Linked DNA regions of Homo sapiens: region 2 is linked to region 1. A link is a loop called in an ENCODE intact Hi-C map of the cell type or tissue named here. Cell type or tissue: endothelial cell of umbilical vein. All regions are shown on one strand. Links, peaks and the distances in the headings refer to the core of each region. The heading gives the core; the rest is flanking DNA.

What was found. Peaks named below come from ENCODE experiments on the same cell type or tissue, not always from the same donor. Only the 100,000 strongest peaks of a DNase experiment are listed, where the experiment ranks them.
Region 2: it touches region 1 in a loop (2.3-fold over the local background); 7 of 110 quality-filtered maps call a loop at or near these places.

The regions. Positions count from the first base shown.
Region 1 is chr16:69,843,453-69,853,105 of GRCh38, reverse strand. The region is part of intron 6 of WWP2 (WW domain containing E3 ubiquitin protein ligase 2); the gene reads right to left. Among named protein-coding and RNA genes, the nearest start is that of MIR140, 85 kb to the left of the region's middle. In endothelial cell of umbilical vein, for the core only: no CTCF peak of the experiment used is centred there; a DNase peak (open chromatin) is centred at 3,875; H3K27ac peaks cover 645 bases.
Region 2 is chr16:69,897,640-69,907,292 of GRCh38, reverse strand. The region is part of intron 8 of WWP2 (WW domain containing E3 ubiquitin protein ligase 2); the gene reads right to left. Among named protein-coding and RNA genes, the nearest start is that of MIR140, 31 kb to the left of the region's middle. In endothelial cell of umbilical vein, for the core only: no CTCF peak of the experiment used is centred there; no DNase peak of the experiment used is centred there.

The DNA.
Region 1 (9,653 bases), core at 823-8,822:
AGAAATAGCCTTACCATTGCCTTGCTCAAAATCCACTGGTTCCCTGTCTCCAAAGAATAAAATCTACAGTCCTCAGTAAAACACAAAAGACCCTTTGTGAACTGCTCTTGCCTTCAAACCATCTCCTACAGCCAGGGACTGGCAAACTTTCTGCAAAGAGCCAAATCGTAAATCTTTTAGGTTTTGCTGACCATAAGATCTCTGTTCTAACTACTTAACATACCATCGTAGCATGAAAGTAGCCACAGACAATATGAAAATAAATGAGTATGGCCATATAAAAATAAAACTGTATTTCCAAAAACAGGTGGTAAAGAGAATGAGAAGACAAGCCGCAGACTGGGAGAAAATATTGGCAAAACATATATCTGATAAAGAACTGCTATCCAAAATATACAAAAAATGCTTAAAACTCAACAATAAGAACATGAACAACCAGATTTTTAAAATGGGCAAAGGACCTGAACAGACACCCTGCCAAAGAAGATATACAGATGGAATATAAGCATATGAAAAGACTCTCCATATCATAGGCCGGGCAAGGCAGCTCATGCCTGTAATCCCAGCACTTTGGGAGGCCGAGGTGGGCGGATCACCTGAGGTCAGGAGTTCGAGACCAACCTGGCCAACATGGTGAAACCCAGTTTCTACTTAAAATACAAAAAAATTAGCTGGGCGTGGTGGCAGGTGCCACCCAGCTACTCAGGAGGCTGAGGCAGGAGAATCACTTGAACCTAGGAGGTGGAGGGTGCAGTAAGCCGAGATCACACCATTGCACTCCAGCCTGGACAACAGAGTGAGGCTCTTTCTCAAAAAAAAAAAGAGACTCTCCACATCATATATCATCCAGGAAATGCAAATTAAAGTGAGATATCACTAGATACCCATTAGAATAGCCAAAATCCAGAAAATGGACTACATCAAACCTGGTGAAGATGTGGAGCAACAGGAACTCTCACTCACTGCTGGTGGCAATGCAAACTGGTGCAGCCGTTTTGGAAAACAGTTTAGCAGTTTCTTACAAAACTAAGCATACTTTTACCATATGACCCAGCAATCATGTTCCTTTGTATTTACCCAAGCAAGTTAAAAACTTTGTTTTGTTTTGTTTTGTTTTGTTTTAGCTGGAATCTCGCTGCTCTGTCGCCAGGCTGGAGTGCAGTGGCGTGATCTCAGCTCACTGCAAACTCCACCCCCCAGATTTAAGCTATTCTCCTGCCTCAGCCTCCCGAGTAGCTGGGACTCCAGGAGCGCACTACCACGCCCAGCTAATTTTTTTTTGTATTTTTACTAGAGATGGGGTTTCACTATGTTGGCCAGGATGGTCTGGATCTCTTGACCTTGCGATATGCCTGCCTCGGCCTCCCACAGTGCTAGGATTACAGGCATGAGCCACCGTTCCCGACCGAGTTGAAAACTTTTATCTGCACAGAAACCTGCACACTAATGTTTATGGCAGCTTTATTATTCATCATTGCCAAAACTTGGAAGCAACCAGTAAATGAATGAATAAACTGTGGAGGAGGAATGTAAAAGTGAATGGATAAACTGTGGTACATGCAGACAATGAAATATTATTCAGTACCCAAAATATCAAGCCATGAGAAGACGTGAAAGAAACGTAAATCCCAATTACTAAGTGAAAGAAGCCAATCTGACAAGGCTATATACTCTATGATCCAGCTATACGACATTCTGGAAATGGCAAAACTATGCAGACAATAAAATATCAGTGGTTACAATGGGCTGGGGACGGGAGGGAGAGATGAATAGATGAAGCACAGGGCAGTGAAACTACTCTGTATGACAGAGTAATGGTGGATACATGTGAGGGCCAAGGCACGTGGATCACTTGAGTCCAGGAGTTCAAGACCAGCCTGGCCAACATGGGGAAACCTCATCTCTACTAAAAATACAAAAAAAAAAAATTAGCTGGGCATGGTGGTGAATGCTTGTAATCCCAGCTACTCAGGAGGCTGAGGCATGAGACTCACTTGAACCTGGGAGGCAGAGGTTGCAGTAAGCTGAGATTGAGCCACTGCACTCCAGCCAGTGGAATGACAGAGCGAGACTCTGTCCAAAAAAAAAAAAAAAAAATTAAAGAGTGAAACCTAATATACATTTTGGACTTTGAGTGACAATGATGTGTCAATGCAGGCTCATCATTCTAACAAATGTACCACTCTGGTGGGGGATGTTGATAGTGGGGAAGAGAGTATATATGTTTGGGGGAACCTAAAAGTGCTCTAAAAAAAACACGGCAGATTTCACCCAGCAAAAACAAACAAACAAACAAGAACACCAACAAAAAAGCAGATGGCAGGCTGGATTCAGCCTGCAAACCCTAGTTTGCTACGCTATCATCCCTAATATCTTACATGTCAACATTTCTAAATGACTTTTATTTCCTCAAATACATCAAGTTCTCTTACTCCTCCTTGCCTTCACTCATGCTGTACCCTCTGCCTGCAGTGACATCCCTGAACCCCACTTCGTCGGTCTGGCAAACTCCTTCAAAATACTGCTCAAATGTGGGAGGTCTTCCCCAAATCTCCCAGGCATATCTAGGTAATGTCCCACTACATTCCTCTTGCATGTGTACATACCATCACCATGGATCCATCACACTAGACTCTAACTCATCCATGCATCTGTCTCCTACTAGAGACACTCCCTGATGTCAGGGACCCTGACTTTTCATCATTTTTTTTTTTTTTTTGAGATGGAGTCTCAGTCTGTTGCCCAGGCTGGAGTGCAGTGGTGTGATCTCGGCTCACTGCAAGCTCCACCTCCTGGGTTCACACCATTCTCCTGCCTCAGCCTCCCGAGTAGCTGGGACTACAGGCGCACACCACCACGCCCGGCTAATTTTTTTGTATTTTTAGTAGGGACGGGGTTTCACCGTGTTAGCCAGGATGGTCTCAATCTCCTGACCTCATGATCTGCCCACCTTGGCCTCCCAAAGTGCTGGGATTACAGGCGTGAGCCACTGCGCCCGGCCGACTTTTCATCTTTTAATCACCACGACAGCTCAGAGCCTGGCATTCATGTATATCAAGTGAATATTGCCTTCAACGGCAGAGATTTGCCTTCCTTCCTCCTAGTTTATAACCAGCTTTCTGGCGCATGCCACATCTGGCATTATAAACATCTCTCTAGGCTCATACAGAGTAAATGCCAAATAAATATCTATGCAATAAATAAATGTATAATAAGGTACCATGTATCATTTTAATTGATGCAAAATAAACCAATGTATAAATGAGTGTGTAATTAATCTCCATGATTTTTTTTTTAAGAGACAGGGTCTCCCTATGTTGTCCAGGCTGGAGTGCAGTGGCACGATCATAACTCACTGCAGCCTCAAACTCCTGGCCTCAAGCGATCCTTCTGCCTCAGCCTCCCAAAGAGCTGGGACTCAGGCATACAGCCACCATGCCCAGCCATGATTACTTTTCAACGTCTGGCTTGGAGAATGCAGTGGGACCCTTGACCACTGTCTCAATCCTATTCCATATTTACCAACTGCTCAGAAGAAAGCCCTGCCTACAAGCAGGGACTTTGAGCAGGGACTATGTCTTAATTATAACTGAATGAATGAATGAATGAATGAATGAATGAATAAATAAATAAATAAATAACACTTATTCCATTGTCTTCCCCAGCAACAGAAATGAGGCAATACCCAGATTTTAAGCATAAGCTACTGCATGGGAGGACTTTCCTGCTGACAGGGCAACATCTCTAAATAACTGCAGTTCCCAATCAAGCAGCCTTTAGTCACCTCAGTGGAAGGAGGGGTGGCAACCGCCAGCCAACAATGACTGTGAGAATGGCCTAGTGCCCAAGGCTCAGCTCCTATCCACCCTCCACCCCTCCTCCCTGCTAGCTCTGCTTCCCAATTCTCCCCCGGCCCTCCCAGGACTTCCTGAAGTGTTCACAGTGGACTCACACCCGCCTGAGTTTATTTTTCTTTCCTTTCTGGGATAGGCTGTCTGCAGACACAGTTGATGATCTATTTAGAGCTCACCGGAGACGGTTAGGCTTTATAAGTCTCCGAGATTACAGATCTTTTAAATCTTCAGAGGCCGTTAATGCCAAGGCAAGGGAGCCAATAAATCTGATATGTTTTCATCAAAGCAGGACAAAAAAAGAAGAGTAAAGGAGTGAGAAAGAAAACTATCTAAGAGGCTCTGAAACTTTTCCATGTAAAAAAATCACTGGGAAAGACATCTTAAAATGCAGATTGTGACCAACACTGGCCACTACTGACAGCTGATGAGGGCCACAGGCAAATCCAAGGTCCCCAGGCCTACATGCACACACAAACACACACATACACACTCTCTCATGTGCGTTCACATGCATTCTTAAACAAAATAGCTTAAATACATATACACATAAGAAAGGAAAATAAATTGTTGAAGGCTCTATATATAGCTTCTTTTTTTTTTTTTTTTTTTTTTTTAGCAACAGCATCTAGCTCTGTTGCCCAGGCTGGATTGCAGGGTCTCCATCTTGGCTCACTATAGCCTCAAATTCCTGGGCTCAAGCAATCCTCCCAACTCAGCCTCCCAAAGTGCTGGGATTACAGGCATGAGCCACTGCACCTAGCTATTGACACTTCGCTTCTTGTTTGTTTGTTTTTTTTTTTTGAGATGGAGCTTTGCTCTTGTTGACCAGGCTGGAGTGCAATGGCACGATCTGGGCTCACCACAACCTCCACTTCCCAGATTCAAGTGATTCTCCTGCCTCAGCTCCCCACGTAGCCGGGATTACAGGCATGCGCCACCACGCCTGGCTAACTTTGTATTTTTAGAAGAGATGGGGTTTCTCCATGTTGGTCAGGCTGGTCTTGAACTTCCGACCTCAGGTGATCCACTCACCTCAGCCTCCCAAAGCGCTGGGATTACACCCAGCCTGCACGCTGAGCCACTGCGCCCAGCTGACAGCTTCTTAACTAAGATCCCTTATGTTAATCCCTATTAATGAAAAATTTTATGAATCAAAAAGCAAATTAAATGCATTCTTCTCATTTTGTTGTTGTTGTTCCATTTCCCTGTATGACTATGGAAATTTTACTGAGATTCTAGACAGAGGAGCCAGTTATTCAAGCCAGAGGAAGTCGTGAGGTGCTAGGAGGAGCAGCTCCACTCACAGACAGTCCTGTGGGCTTCATTCCAACTTGACTCCCTGCTATGGTTTGGATGCAGTTTGTCCCCACCAAAATTCATGTTGAAATTTGATTCCCAATGTGGCAGAGTTGGGAGGTGAGACCTAGTGGGAGGTGTTTAGGTCATGGGGGTGGATCCCTCATGAATAAATTAATGTCCTCTCATGGGGGTGAGTGAGTTCTCTCTGTTGGGAACCTGCAAGAATGGGTTATTAAAAAGAGCCTGGCCAGGCGCGGTGGCTCACAGCTGTAATCCCAGCACTTTAGGAGGCCGAGGCGGGCAGATCACCTGAGGTCGGGAGTTCGAGACCAGCCTGACCAACATGGAGAAACCCCATCTCTACTAAAAATACAAAATTAGTCAGGCATGGTGGCGCATGCCTGTAATCCCAGCTACTCAGGGGCTGAGGCAGGAGAATAGCTTGAACCTGGGAGAGAGAAGTTGCAGTGAGCTGAGTTTGCACCATTGCAGTCCACCCTGGGCAACAAGAGTGAAACTCCATCTCAAAAAAATTAAAAAAAAAAAAAATAAGAAAAATAAATAAAAAGGCAGGGCATGGTGGCTCATGCCTGTAATCCCAGCACTTTGGGAGGCCAAGGTGCGTGGATCGCCTGAAGTCAGGAGTTTGAGACCAGCCTGACCAATATGGTGAAACCCCGTCTCTACTAAAAATGCAAAAATTAGTCGGGCATGGTGGCATGTGCCTGTAGTCCCAGCTACTCTGGAGGATGAGACAGGAGAATTGCTTGAACCTGGGAGGCAGAGTTTATAGTGAGCCGAGATCGTGGCACTGCACTCCAGCCTGGGCGACAGAGCAAGACTCCATCTCAAATTTAAAAATAAATAAATAAATAATAAAAAGAGCCTGGCAGCAGGTGTAGGGCCTGGCACACACCTGTAGTCCCAGCTACTTGGGAGGCTAAAGCAAGAGGATCCCTGGAGCCCAGGATTTTGAGGCTGCAGTGAGCTGTGGGTGAGCCACTGCACTCTAGCCAGGGTGACAGAGCAAGACTCTAAATATATATTTCGTTTAAAGAAGAATAAAATAATGAACACTTGGGAGCCACCACCCAGGCAAAGAAACAACATGACCAGTATCTTAGAAACTTTCTCTGTACTCTTTTCTCATTACACCTGTCTGCCTCCTCCCAAGATAACCTCCTGAATTCAGGATTCATTATTCCCATTCTTTTTTCTTTTTTTTTTTTTCTTGAGACAGAGTCTCACTCCATCACTCAGCTGGAGTGCAGTGGCGCAATCTCGGCTCACTGCAACCTCCACCTCGGGGGTTCAAGTGATTCTCCTACCTCAGCCTCCCGAATAGCAGGGATTACAGGTGCACGCCACCATGCCAAGCTAATTTTTATATTTTTAGTAGAGAAGAAGTTTCGCCATGTTGGCCAGGCTGGTCTTGAACTCCTGACCTCAAGTGATCCATCCGCCTCGACCTCCCCAAAATGCTGGGATTACAGGCGTGAGCCACCACACCCAGCCCCATCCATTTTTTATAGTTTTACTGCCTCTGAAGGTATCCATACAACATGTATTGTTTGGCTTTGCATTTTTCAACTTTCTACGTATGACATCCTACTATGGTACTGTTTTCTATGACCTGCTTCTCTTGTTCAACATTATGTTTCTAAGATTCCACCATATGGATATAACCATTTTTCACCCATTTTTACTGTGAGACAGTATTCCATTATAAGAGTGTATGACAATTTATGATATAACTCTTTCTTTACATAATCAGACCTCTGATTCCATATTAACACAGTCTGTGGGCAAACAAATGTATGCCGCATGAATTGCTGGTGGCAGTCCCATGCTGGCTTCCATGTGCCAGACCAGATAAGTATTCTTTTTTTTTTTTTTTTTTTTTGAGATGGAGTCTGGCTCTGTCACCCAGGCTGGAGTGCAGTGGCTAGATCTCAGCTCACTGCAACCTCCGCCTCCCAGGTTCAGGCAATTCTCCTGCCTCAGCCTTCTGAGTAGCTGGGATTATAGGCACACACCACCATGCCTGGCTAATTTTTGTACTTTTAGTAGAGACAGGGTTTCACCATGTTGGCCAGCCTGGTCTCAAACTCCTGACCTCAAGTGATCTGCCCGCCTCAGCCTCCCAAAGTGCTGGGATTACAGGCATGAGCCACCACGCCCAGGCTTCATCTGATTATTCTTGAAGAAGAGGCAAGATCCCACTAAGAAATGGAGCTGTGAGACCTTGCTTAGCAAGCAAGTGGTGCTCTGCGGGATGAGCTTGGACGAATGAACCCCTCAGATAAAACCCTTTCACAGTTCCAGTTCTACAGCTTTACCAAGCAGAGGAAAGAAGGAGAGGAAAGGGTTGCTTTGACATCGCAGTCTTCACCTTCATGGGCAGGTCAGAGCACCTTTGTTTGATCACAGTGAATAGCACCCAAGTCCAAGAAAAACCTACCCTTCAGACAGCAAAAGCTAAATATTTAGTCTGGGAGACAGCAGGCAGAAGCCCATCATTCTCTCTGCCCCCAGAAAGCAAGGACAGCAAAGGACTGCCCTTGATCCCAAAGGTCTGATTCATCACCTCCCAACTACAGTCCTTGATGTAAACGCACCGGTAATGCCTCACTTCCCAGGCTTAGCAGGGAAGGGGGGTAGGCATGCACAAACGAGTCTCCAGATACAAAGAAAACCCACTGCCACTTCCACCGAGTGCTCCCGTTGTGTAAGGCCCTCTGACTGACATGCCTCATCTCAGTTCATTCCCACAATAACCCTGTGAGACAGGTGATACCCCCACTTTACACCTGAAAAAAACTGGGGATCCGAGAGGTTTTGTGACTTATCCAAAATCATATAGCAAGTAAATGACAGGCCAGGATTCGATCTGCATCTCCTGATTCCAAAGCCCTACACCTTTATCCAATAGACTCCTTGGCCACCGCCTACAGTCATAAGCATGTGTGCACAGTGACCTTCATACCTGCAACAGCAAAGTGGAAAGGGGGCTTTTAAGGAGGCAAAGAGACAGCCTTTGGATAATATTTGCAAAAATATTTCCTGCTGAATGGCAACAGGTTCCATGTGAGTGCAGAATGAATAGTTACTTAGATGGCAGAGGCCAGGGAAAACTCAGATGCTACACGTAGTAAAAGCCTGCAGCAGCTAACAGACTGCAGAGGACTCCGATAAGGCTTACACTATCGGAAGGTACCTTGCTCACCAGTAACTAACTAGCACTGAATGTCTACCACGTGTGATGGGCCAAAATGCATCCGATTTCCTGTTGCAGCCTGGCTGCTGCAACACCGATGACCTGGTGTCATTCTCAACACCAATGACAACAAACGAGGTTTAACAGGATCTCTGAATTTCAAGGTCGATCAACTAGAGGAATTCAGAGACCAGTAAATAGGTCAAGAATTTAGATCCAAACTTGTTAATAGCTGAATCTGACTTTGAGCCCCAAATTAAGTTATATGGGTGTGTTTGAGACAAACTTTCCAACTCAGCTAAAAGACTAAGATGTAGTTACTAGCACCAAAGCTGAGAAGGCATCACTCTCTAAAGAGTGAAATACTCAAGTATTCCTTCCTCTCTAAAAGAGTGAAATGCTCAAGTATTCCTCGCCCACCGCTGTTCTAGCTTAAGAAATTGTTTCCTCCAGTTCCAGGTGCCCATCATGGCTTTGTTGACACAAGATTTGCCAGTTACACTGTCATTCATCACCCCGTGAGACCCAACTATTGTAAGTCACCTACCGAGACACGGAAAACATGACTGGTCTTTGGGAGTGAGGCAACGCCTTTACAGTGACTTGGAGAAAAGAGAATGGGGAAATGGCATCTCTGCTTCTAATAAAGGTACGGAAAAAAGATCCAAACGTCCATCTTGTCTTGCTCCCGCCACTTGCCAGTCACCACAACCTCATAAGCCCACAAAACAACCAAATCTGGAGAAGCTGACAGCTGTCCTCAGAGGGATCTTTTAAGATGCTGCGGGTATTGGCTAAAATCATATTCCATTTTTCAAAGCATTATTCCCCCTCCCTAGGGTCTGTTTGGGAAGTTTTTTTGTTTTTTTGTTTTTTTTACAGACATAGTCTCACTCTGTTACCCAGTGCCCTGATGCTAGCTCAGTGCAGCCTCAAACTCTTGGGCTCAAGCAATCCTCCCACCTCAGCCTCCCAAGTAGCTGGGACTACAGGCACACACTACCATGCCCAGCTCATTTTTCTATCTTTTATAGAGACAGAGCCTCCCTAGGTTGCCCAGGCTGGTCTTGGAACTCCTGGCCTCAAGCGATCCTCCCACTTTGATCTTCCAAAAGAGCTGGAATTACAGGCATGAGCCACTGTGCCTGGCCTCGTTTGGGAAGATTTTACTGCCAGTTACTCACCTACTTTCCGCAAGTGATAAAGATTTACAAACTACATTCGTAGTTTGTACATTTAAGATTATTTTCCTCAAAATGTCCTCTAAATATCTGGGGATTTTG
Region 2 (9,653 bases), core at 1,107-9,106, 54 kb before region 1:
GAAGACTTCCCCCAGCTAAACCTAGTTACACAAGAATGCACAAAACCCACAGGCATCTAGCAACCTCCTCAGTTTACAATGTATTAATAGGCTACACCGTCAACATCTGGAGTTACAACTCCCATCTGATTTCAGATAGCCCTCCATGCACCAGTTCACAGTAATACTCACAAGCTCCAACTTCTGACACCTGCTTCCACAAGCAAACTTCAGGTCTTCTCAAGAGAAAATGCCATATTTACTGTAGTGTTATCTATTTCGTAATCATTTAACATGTGTAAAACTGCTATCATTATTAGGTTCCTTTTTAATGTGTCATTGACAAATATTTTTAGTATTACATTCCTACTCACTTTTCCCCACAAGCCCTGTGGTTTTTATCCTTTTAACATATTTTTCTTTTTATTTTTTTAAAGACAGAGTCTTGCTCTGTTGCCCGAGCTGGAGTGTGGTGGTGTGATCATAGCTCACTACAGCCTCTGATTCTTGGGTTCAAGTGATACCCCTGCCTCAGCCTCCCAAGTAGCTAGGAAAACAAGTGCATGCCACGAGGCCCAGCTAATCTTTTTATTTCGTAGAGACAGGGTCTTGCTTTGCCCAGGCTGGTCTCGAACTCTTGGGCTCAAATAATCCTCCCACTTCAGCCTCTCAAAGTGCTGGTATCACAAACCAACGTGCCTACCCTCTATGGTTTTTAACTGCATAATTTTGCATCACGTGCTGACTTTTAGGAGCACATATGTTATAGCAGAGCTAACTGTATATGAAGAAAAAAGTCCTAACTTCTACTATTAAGCCTGATGTATCTACACTGATAGATATTACCTGTACTCACTGCCACTTCTTATTTAAACTGGGATGTCTGGTTAGTGGACTGCATTGATCAGCCCCTCAGAAGCTAGTCCAGAAACAGATACGTAAGGCCGGGTGCGGTGGCTGACACCTGTAATCCCAGCACTGTGGGAGGCCAAGGCGGGCAGATCACAAGGTCAGGAGATCAAGATCATCCTGGCTAACACAGTAAAACCCTGTCTCTACTAAAAATATAAAAAAATAGCTGGGCATGGTGGCAGGCACCTGTAGTCCCAGCTACTTGGGAGGCTGAGGGAGGAGAATGGCGTGAACCCGGAAGGCGGAGCTTGCAGTGAGCTAAGATCGCACCACTGCACTCCAGTCTGGGCGACAGAGCAAGACTCCGTCTCAAAAAAAAAAAAGAAAGAAAAGAAAAGGAAAGAAAAAGAAACAGATACATAAGGTTTTCAAGGTAAGAAAGAAGCAGAGGAGACACCATTACCCACTGAGAATCTACCACGAGCTACAGGCTAACACCATGTATGCAATCCTTGCCTTCATCCTTTAAGGTGGAATCACCATCACCACTGAGGAAACTGAGGCTCAGAGAAACTATGTAACTCTTCAATGGGATTCAAACTCAGCTCTGCCCCCCAAGCCCATGAGTTTCACCATGCTTTGCTGAAAGGAAGAATGGGCAGAAAAGGAAGATGAACTGAAATTTATAAGGACTCTACTACATGGCCATGTGCCAGGTGGCTTCCCAATCCTGATCTCAAAGTGAGCAGCCTTCCCTAGCACTGGCATTGAGGTAGGATCAAGATGACTAGGGAGGAATTATACAGGTTGAGTAGCCCCTTCTCTAGATGCTTGGGACCAGAAGTGTTTCAGATTTTGGATTTTTTGTTTTCAGATTTTGGAATATCTGCAGAATACATACCAGCTGAACATCCCTAATCTGAAAACCTGAAATCCTAAATTCTCCAGTATTTCCTTTAAGCATCATGTCGGAACTCAAAAAGTTCTGGATTTGGGGGCATTTCAGAACAGGAACACTCAACCTGTAATGGGTCCACAGACATTTCTAGGCTCCATTTTAATCACAATCTTCTGCTCAGATCTGATCTCCTGGAAGAAGGTACACATTTTGCACCACTAGGAGGGCTGGCCCCAAGAACAGTGAGATCTGGAGGTTCTACACACCCCCCAAAGCGGACAACTCTTGGTTGAGGACCAGAGTGCTACTGTTTAAAGACAAACATTAGACAAAATAAATTTAACCAAGTTTATTTAAGAATGATCCAGGAACTGGGCAGCACTCAGAACCAGGAGAGGCTCAGAGAGCGCTGCCAAGCAGTGTGAGCGGCAAGTCTTTAGAGGCTGAACACGGAAGCAAGGTAGAGAAATCATCTAAACAGCTACAGCTGGGCGTCTGCCTTATTTGGGCGTGGTCTGATCAGCTGCCTGCCTGTGACTGGCTGGAACCCAGCTATTTGTTACAAAAAACATATACTCCTAATTTGGGTTTTGGTTGGTTTACGTACTAAGTTAGGTTGTAGTTTGCTATGTAAGAACTGGAAGTATGGAGACAGCTTCAGGCTAACGGCCTCTTGCTTACTTATTTAACATGACAAACACCATTAAATAGCATGTAGGGATGTTTTCTCTCCCGGGCATTCTTGCTCAAGGCTCTGACTGATGAGACTCCTGGGGATTTGACCCAGATGCCCTGGTTCCTCCCACTGCAAAAGGGAGATCTTCATATTTCATTTAGTATTTTACCAAAAGGGCAGGATCTGGCAAAAGTGGCCAGATGAAAATGCACACTAGGGCCAGGTACAGTGGCTCATGCCTACAGTACCAGAACTTTGGGAGGCTAAGGCAGGAGGATCACTTGAAACCAGGAGTTTGAGGCCAGCTTGGGCAACATAGCAAGATCCCATCTCTATAAAAAAATTTTTTTAAATAGTCAGATGTGCTGGCACATACCTGTAATCGTACCTACTCAGGAGACTGAGGCAGGAGGATCACTTGAGCCCAGGAGTTGGAGGCTGCAGTGAGCCGTGATCACACCTCTGCACTCCAGCCTAGGCAATAGACCCCAACTCAAAAAAAAAAAAAAAGAAAATGCGCACTGGGTATAGTTAAAGATCTTCTCCCTCTGAATGCCCTTCTGATTTAAAAGCAAAGGGGTAACAATATTGCCAGCTCAAGAGGCTGGTGTTTCGTCTGTGGGGATTTGGCAGGGCCTTCTAGCACAGAAGACAGCCGACATACTGTAGCTTCACAGCAATTCTCCAAATACCTTCTGTCTGCTCGGTAACAGAGGAGCAAATCTGATACCCTCTTTATTCATCTGAATTTGGAAATGAAGAAAGTCCTGAGAAAGATATTTGGCTTAAGGATAAGTATTAAAAAATGAAAGCGCTGAGCGCCAATGGCAGCAAGCCTCTCTTTTATAACATCTGCTCCTAATGCAATTTAAGTAGCTGAGAACTCTCCAGCACTCCCGAAGAATTTAGCTGCATCCTTCCCTTCCTTGAAAACAGTTCTTTGGGTAGTTTTGTGGCACAAAAGCCCTAATACTAGTACGCTCATTTTTCAGTCACTATTTGGAAAACTCTAATATTTGGGTGGGCTGCCCCTTTTATAAAGACAAAATATCTGTTGTAGCAATTGGAGCTTAAAAACAAAACTTAAACACATTTTTCTTTCTTTCTTTTTTTTTTTTTTTGAGACAGATTCTTGCTCTGTCGCCAGGCTGGAGGGCAGTGGCGCAATCTCGGCTCACTGCAACCTCCACCTCCTGGGTTCAACCGATTCCCCTGCCTCAGCCTCCTGAGTAGCTGGGACTACAGGTATGCGCCACCACACCTGGCTAATTTTTTTGTATTTTAGTAGAGATGGGGTTTCACCATGTTGGCCAGGATGGTCTCGATCTTCTGACCTTGTGATCCACCCTCCTCGGCCTCCCAAAGTGCTGGGATTGCAGGTGTGAGCCACTGCGCCCGGCCATTTTTCTTTTATTCCAAAAATTCTTTCAACTTTCATCTTATCAGCAGTCTCCACTTTTGACATCTTTTATGTTCATTTGAGACAAGGAGAGAAACACTGATTTTATTACACTTTGGCTAACGTTTTAATATGAAGGTAGGCTAATGCTTCAAATTCCATGAAATAAATGTCTGTAATTGACACAGTGGTATTCCCACACACTGCCAGAAATGAAATCAGTGCTGAGTCCTCTTCCCTTATATTCAACAGTTTCAGCAGGTCTTCAGAGGACACAGGCCCAGATAAGGCCCACCCTTCCATCTTTGATCACGGCTGATGCTGGAAATGAAAGTCTCTCTTTCAGGGACTATTATTGTCCCGCAAAGCTCAATGTCCTTCTATGAACCCCCTCAACTGGCTTAGCGAGAAGAATAGTTGCCAGAGGAACAAGACCTTTCTTCCATCACCTTTTTTGATATCATTTTTTCCTTTTGCAGTTGGACCCCTGCTCAGATTAAATGTCCCTGCGGGTCCTCCCTGATCCATGACCTGGCCTGCCTCCCTTTCTCACAGAACCTCACTCCTCCCTCACCTGCATGGCTATTCATAATTCACACAAATCTCTCCCCTTCATTCAGGCAGCACAGTCGGTGGATTCTATCACCAACCAGACGAGCCTCCTGATTCCTGTTCCTCCTCAGTGGCCGCTGACTCACATAGATGGAGCCTCCGACTGTCTTGGTTTGGTCCCCCCCATGCCAAGAAAGTGACACTGGTATCAATTTTTCATCAGCGCATCCCTGTCAGAGGTTATATTTCTGTCACTTATAAGCAACTCCTTCACACTGAGATTAAAAGGCTTTTCAATCAAACTACCCACGGGTCTCAACACTGCATCTTGGTCACATGGGTCATCTCCTGTCCCCCTCGATAGCTTCCGTTGATGCTCTCAGGAACAGTGTTCAAAGCACCAAGCTTGTTTTCAGTCCCTACCCAACACATTGCTCCTTGGCCTTCAATGAGTAACATTTGGTTGGATCATGGACTACACGAGGTCTTTGTACTTCAAAGTACTTTAAAAGCAGTCTCCGTCTGACTGCAATTAATCTTAGGTACTTTTTCCTTTCCCTAAATTACCTTTGCACTGATGGATTGTAGCTGCCCTTGGTTCAGTTGTATATGAACCATGTTCCAACCCTACGTCCCAATCCACTCACAATTGCCATCTTCACAGGTTAAAGGCTAAACATCTCCATCTCATTATTAGAATGACATCAGCATCTCTCTCATGTTATCAGACAGGAAATCATCTGGTCTCCTGAACCATGTTTTCTTGTCAAAGGTTTCCCAAAGGTCTTCAGGAAATTAATGCTCAATTACCCGTTGTTACAGTGTGTGTTCAACCATTCTGATCACCATATTTCTTGGTCAGATTCACCTGTTTGAACCAAATCAACATTTCACCAAGAATAGGATTAAGCTAAAAGGGATTAAAGCTGGGCAAAGAGTTCGAGTGAATTTTAGATAAATTCTCTATTTATATATTTATTTATTTAGAGACGAAGTCTCGTTCTGTCACCCAGGCTGGAGTGCAGTGGTGCAATCTCAACTCACTGTAACCTCCATCTCCCGAGTTCAAGTGATGCTCCTGCCTCAGCCTCCCGAGTAGCTGGGATTACAGGGACTCGCCACCACGCCTGGCTAACAGCAATTCTTTTCAAGTGGCCCTTATAAATTGATACACCAAAATGGTCAAAATTTCAGTCTTGGTAAGAGCATTATCAGCTTGTATTATTCATTAATTTGCTTACTTTTCACTGACACAAGCACTGGGCATTATTAGTAAAGCTAACTCAATCAAAATCCACTCTCTCCATTAGAAAATAAGACCATGTGAAACCCCGTCTCTACTCAAAATACAAAAAAATTAGCTGGGCGTGGTGGTACATGCCTGTAGTCCCAGCTACTCGGGAGGCTGAAGCAGGAGAATGGCATGAACCCGGGAGGCAGAGCTTGCAATGAGCTGAGATCGCGCCACTGCACCCCAGACTGGGCGACAGAGCAAGACTCCATCTCAGAGAAAAGGAAATAAGACCACACCTGAACCCTTTCACATCCTAAAGAAAAGATGTCTTGCTGGTTACTTAGACAAAAATTAAACTTAAGAAGAATACACTGGAAGTACTCAAGTATTCTTAAAGCTGCCTCTTCAGAAGTTCAATGCCCCACAGGCAAAAGCTACATAAAATCACATTTTTGTATTCTATGCTCCTATAATAAATGTTTCTGAGCCAAGTCCTATTCTTCCTCCAAGCTTTGGCCACTTCCGGGGAGAACCATAAGATTTATTTCTTCTGTAGGGATGTTTTCAGGCTGTTTTATGAGTCAGCAATCTGTCTGCAGTGGAATATAATTCCTGTGCACTGTGTTTAGTGCTTCAGTAGGTCCTTTGTAAACTGGGTAGGAAATGTGTTAAACTCAGTCCTTCCCCGAAGGACCCTTCCTGAAATAAGGAACTAGCCTTTAAATCTAAGCACACTAACCTTTTAATAACTCAACAACCAGCACTTTATGCCTCCAAACACAGGATGGCATGGGAGCAGCTACCAAAGCTCCTGAATTAAGTCTTTCTTCTTATCTTTTTTATCTTTACCAAAGCTCCTCAATAGAGGTTGGCAACACTAGCCAGGCACGGTGACTCACGCCTGTAATTCCAGCACTTTGGGAGGCCAAGGCGGGCAGATCACCTGAGGTCAAGAGTTCGAGACCACCCTGGCCAACATGGTGAAACCCCGTCTCTACTAAAAATACAAAAAATTAGGCAGACATGGTGGCACGCACCTGTAGTCCCAGCTACTCAGGAGGCTGAGGCAGGAGAATCGCTTGAGTCCAGGAGGCGGAGGATGCAGTGATCTGAGATCGCACCACTGCACTCCAGCCTGGGTGACAGAGCAAGACTCTGTCTCAAAGAAAAAAAAAAAAGTTGGCAACATTAAAATATATGCATCTATAAAAAATTCTTTTAATTATCTTTTTTAAAAATAGAGACAGAGTCTCGCCATATTACCCAGGGTGGTTTTGAACTCCTGGGCTCAAGCAATCTTCCTGCTTCGGCCTCCCAAAAGTGCTGGGATTACAGGCGTGAGCCACTGCACCCAGCCTCTAAAAAATTCTTTTTAACATTTTTGCAGATAAAAGGTTGGCAGTATAGGGACAGTTACTATCAAGAACGATCAATGGGAGCAAAAATGGGTACACTCTTTCCAAAGGGCAATTTGGCCAAAAAACCTTTATTATGTGAATACCGTTTAATTATTTTTCTTGTGAATGGCCCTTAACTCAGCTACTTTACTTCTAGGACATATCCCAAAGAAATAATTAGGTGTCAAAAATTTAGCTATAAGTGCATCTGTTACGTCATATTACAGCAGTTACAGAAAAACTGGAAGCAACCTAAACACCCCCAAATGGAGAGTTAATCAAATAAATCATGTTATTCCTATAATGGGTATTCATTCCTTAAAAATAACATTGTAGATAAATATTGACTTGTTCAGGTATTTACAATATATTGGGTAGAAAAGGCAAGTTTAAAGTAATATGACTAAGACAATCAAAATTTTGTTTAGAAATTATATATTGTTTTTCATCAAATCTAAAATGCCATCGATTGTAAGATTATTAAACATAACACTAAGAAAAAAAACACTGCCAATTAAATTATGCCACCCCAGTGCCTATAAACCACAACTTGATTTTTTTTTTTTTTTTTTTTTTTTTGAGACGGAGTCTCACTCTGTCACCCAGGCTGGAGTGCAGTGGTACAATCTTGGCTCTGCAACCTCCGCCTCCCGGGTTCAAGCAATTCCCTGCCTCAGCCTCCCGAGTAGCTGAGATTACAGGCATGCACCAATACACCTGGCTAATTTTTGTATTTTTAGTAGAGACAGGGTTTCACCATCTTGGCTAGGCTGGTCTTGAACTCCTGACCTCAGGTGATCCACCTGCCTCGGCCTCGCGAAGTGCTGGGATTATAGGCATGAGCCATTGCACCCGGCCCACATCTTGATTTTTTAAACAAGTTAAAATGTGAAATAACATGCATATCAGAATAAATAAAATGTGGAATGTGTATAAAATTTGTGTTGTTGTTGTTGTTGCTGAGATGGGTATCTCACTATGCTGTCCAGGCTGGTCTTGAACTCCTGGGCTCAAGCAATCTGCCTGCCTAAGCCTCCCAAAGTGCTAAAGTTACAGGCAAGAACCACCAAGTGTGGCCTGTAACATTTTTATGTAACTTAGGAGTAGGGAAGAATTTTAGACAAAACACAAAAGACACATGAAAAAGATTACAGATTTGGCTATTTAAAATTATTAACTCTTGTACAATAAAAGGCACCATAAGCAAATTGAAAAGACAAGCCACAGACTGGGAGCAAATATTTGCAATGCGTATAATTGAGAAGCAATTTGTACCTAGCATTATTAAGAATCCTGCAGATTGGCTGGGTGTGGTGGCTCATGCCTGTAATCCCAGCACTTTGGGAGGCCGAGGCAGGTGGATCACCTGAGGTCAGGAGTTCAAGACCAGCCTGACCAACATGGTGAATTCCCGTCTCTACTAAATACAGAAAAAGTATCTGGGAGTGGTGGCACATGCCTGTAATCCCAGCTACTCCAGAGGCTGAGGCAAGAGAACTGCTTGAACCTGGGAGGCAGAGGTTGCAGTGAGCCAAGATTGCGCCATTGCACTCCAGCATGGGCAACAAGAGTGAAACTCCGTCTCAAAAACAAACAAAAACAACAACAAAAAAGAATCCTGCAGATTAAAAATAAATATATATAAAGACAAATAAAAAATGGACAAAAATAAATAGGCAATTTATAAAAGAAGAAACCAAAGAACCTAATAAAGACATGTAAAAAGAGGTTCAATCTCAATAGTAATCAGGGAACTTCAAACTGAATCCTCAAAGATGTACCATTCATGCCCATTAGACTGGCCCACATGAAACGAACCTGACAACACTAAGTTTTAGCAGGAATGCTTATGCATGCTCACAGGAGTATGAATTGGTTAGGTGACTCAGGCAATTTGATAATACCTACTGAAGTTGAAGATCTTCATTTCCTATAATGCAGAAATTCCAGTTGCTGTACAAATCTTTAAGAAATAACTGGCTGGGAGTGGTGGCTCACACCTGTAATCCCAGCACTTTGGGAGGCCGAGGTGGGCAGATCACCTGAGGTTGGGAATTTGAGACCACCCTGGCTAACATGGCGAAACCCTGTCTCTACTAAAAAAACAAAAACTAGCCAAGCATGGTGGTAGATGCCTGTAATCCCAGCTACTTGGGAGGCTGAGGCAGGAGAATCACTTGAACTCAGGAGGCGGAGGTTGCAGTGAGCCGAGATTGTGCCACTGCACACTCCAGCCTGGGCAACAGAGCAAGACTCTGTCTCAAAAAAAAAAAAAAAAGAAAGAAAGAAAAGAAAAAGAAAAAACCACATACACAAAAAGGCATGCACAGGAAAACTTTACTGCAGCCATTGTTTCATTGTGTTTTTTTTGTTTTGTTTTGTTTTGTTTTGTTGTTTTGAGATGGAGTCTCACTCTGTCGCCCAGGCTAGAGTGCAGTGGTACGATCTCGGCTCACTGTAACCTCCGCCTCCCTGGTTCAAACCATTCTTCTGCCTCAGCCTCCTGAGTAGCTGGGACTACAGGCATGCGCCACCACACCCGGCTAATTTTTGTATTTTTAGTAGAGATGGGGTTTCACCACATTGGCCAGGCTGGTCTCGAACTCCTGACCTTGTGATCCACCCAGCTCGGCCTCCCAAAGTGCTGGGATTACAGGCGTGAGCCA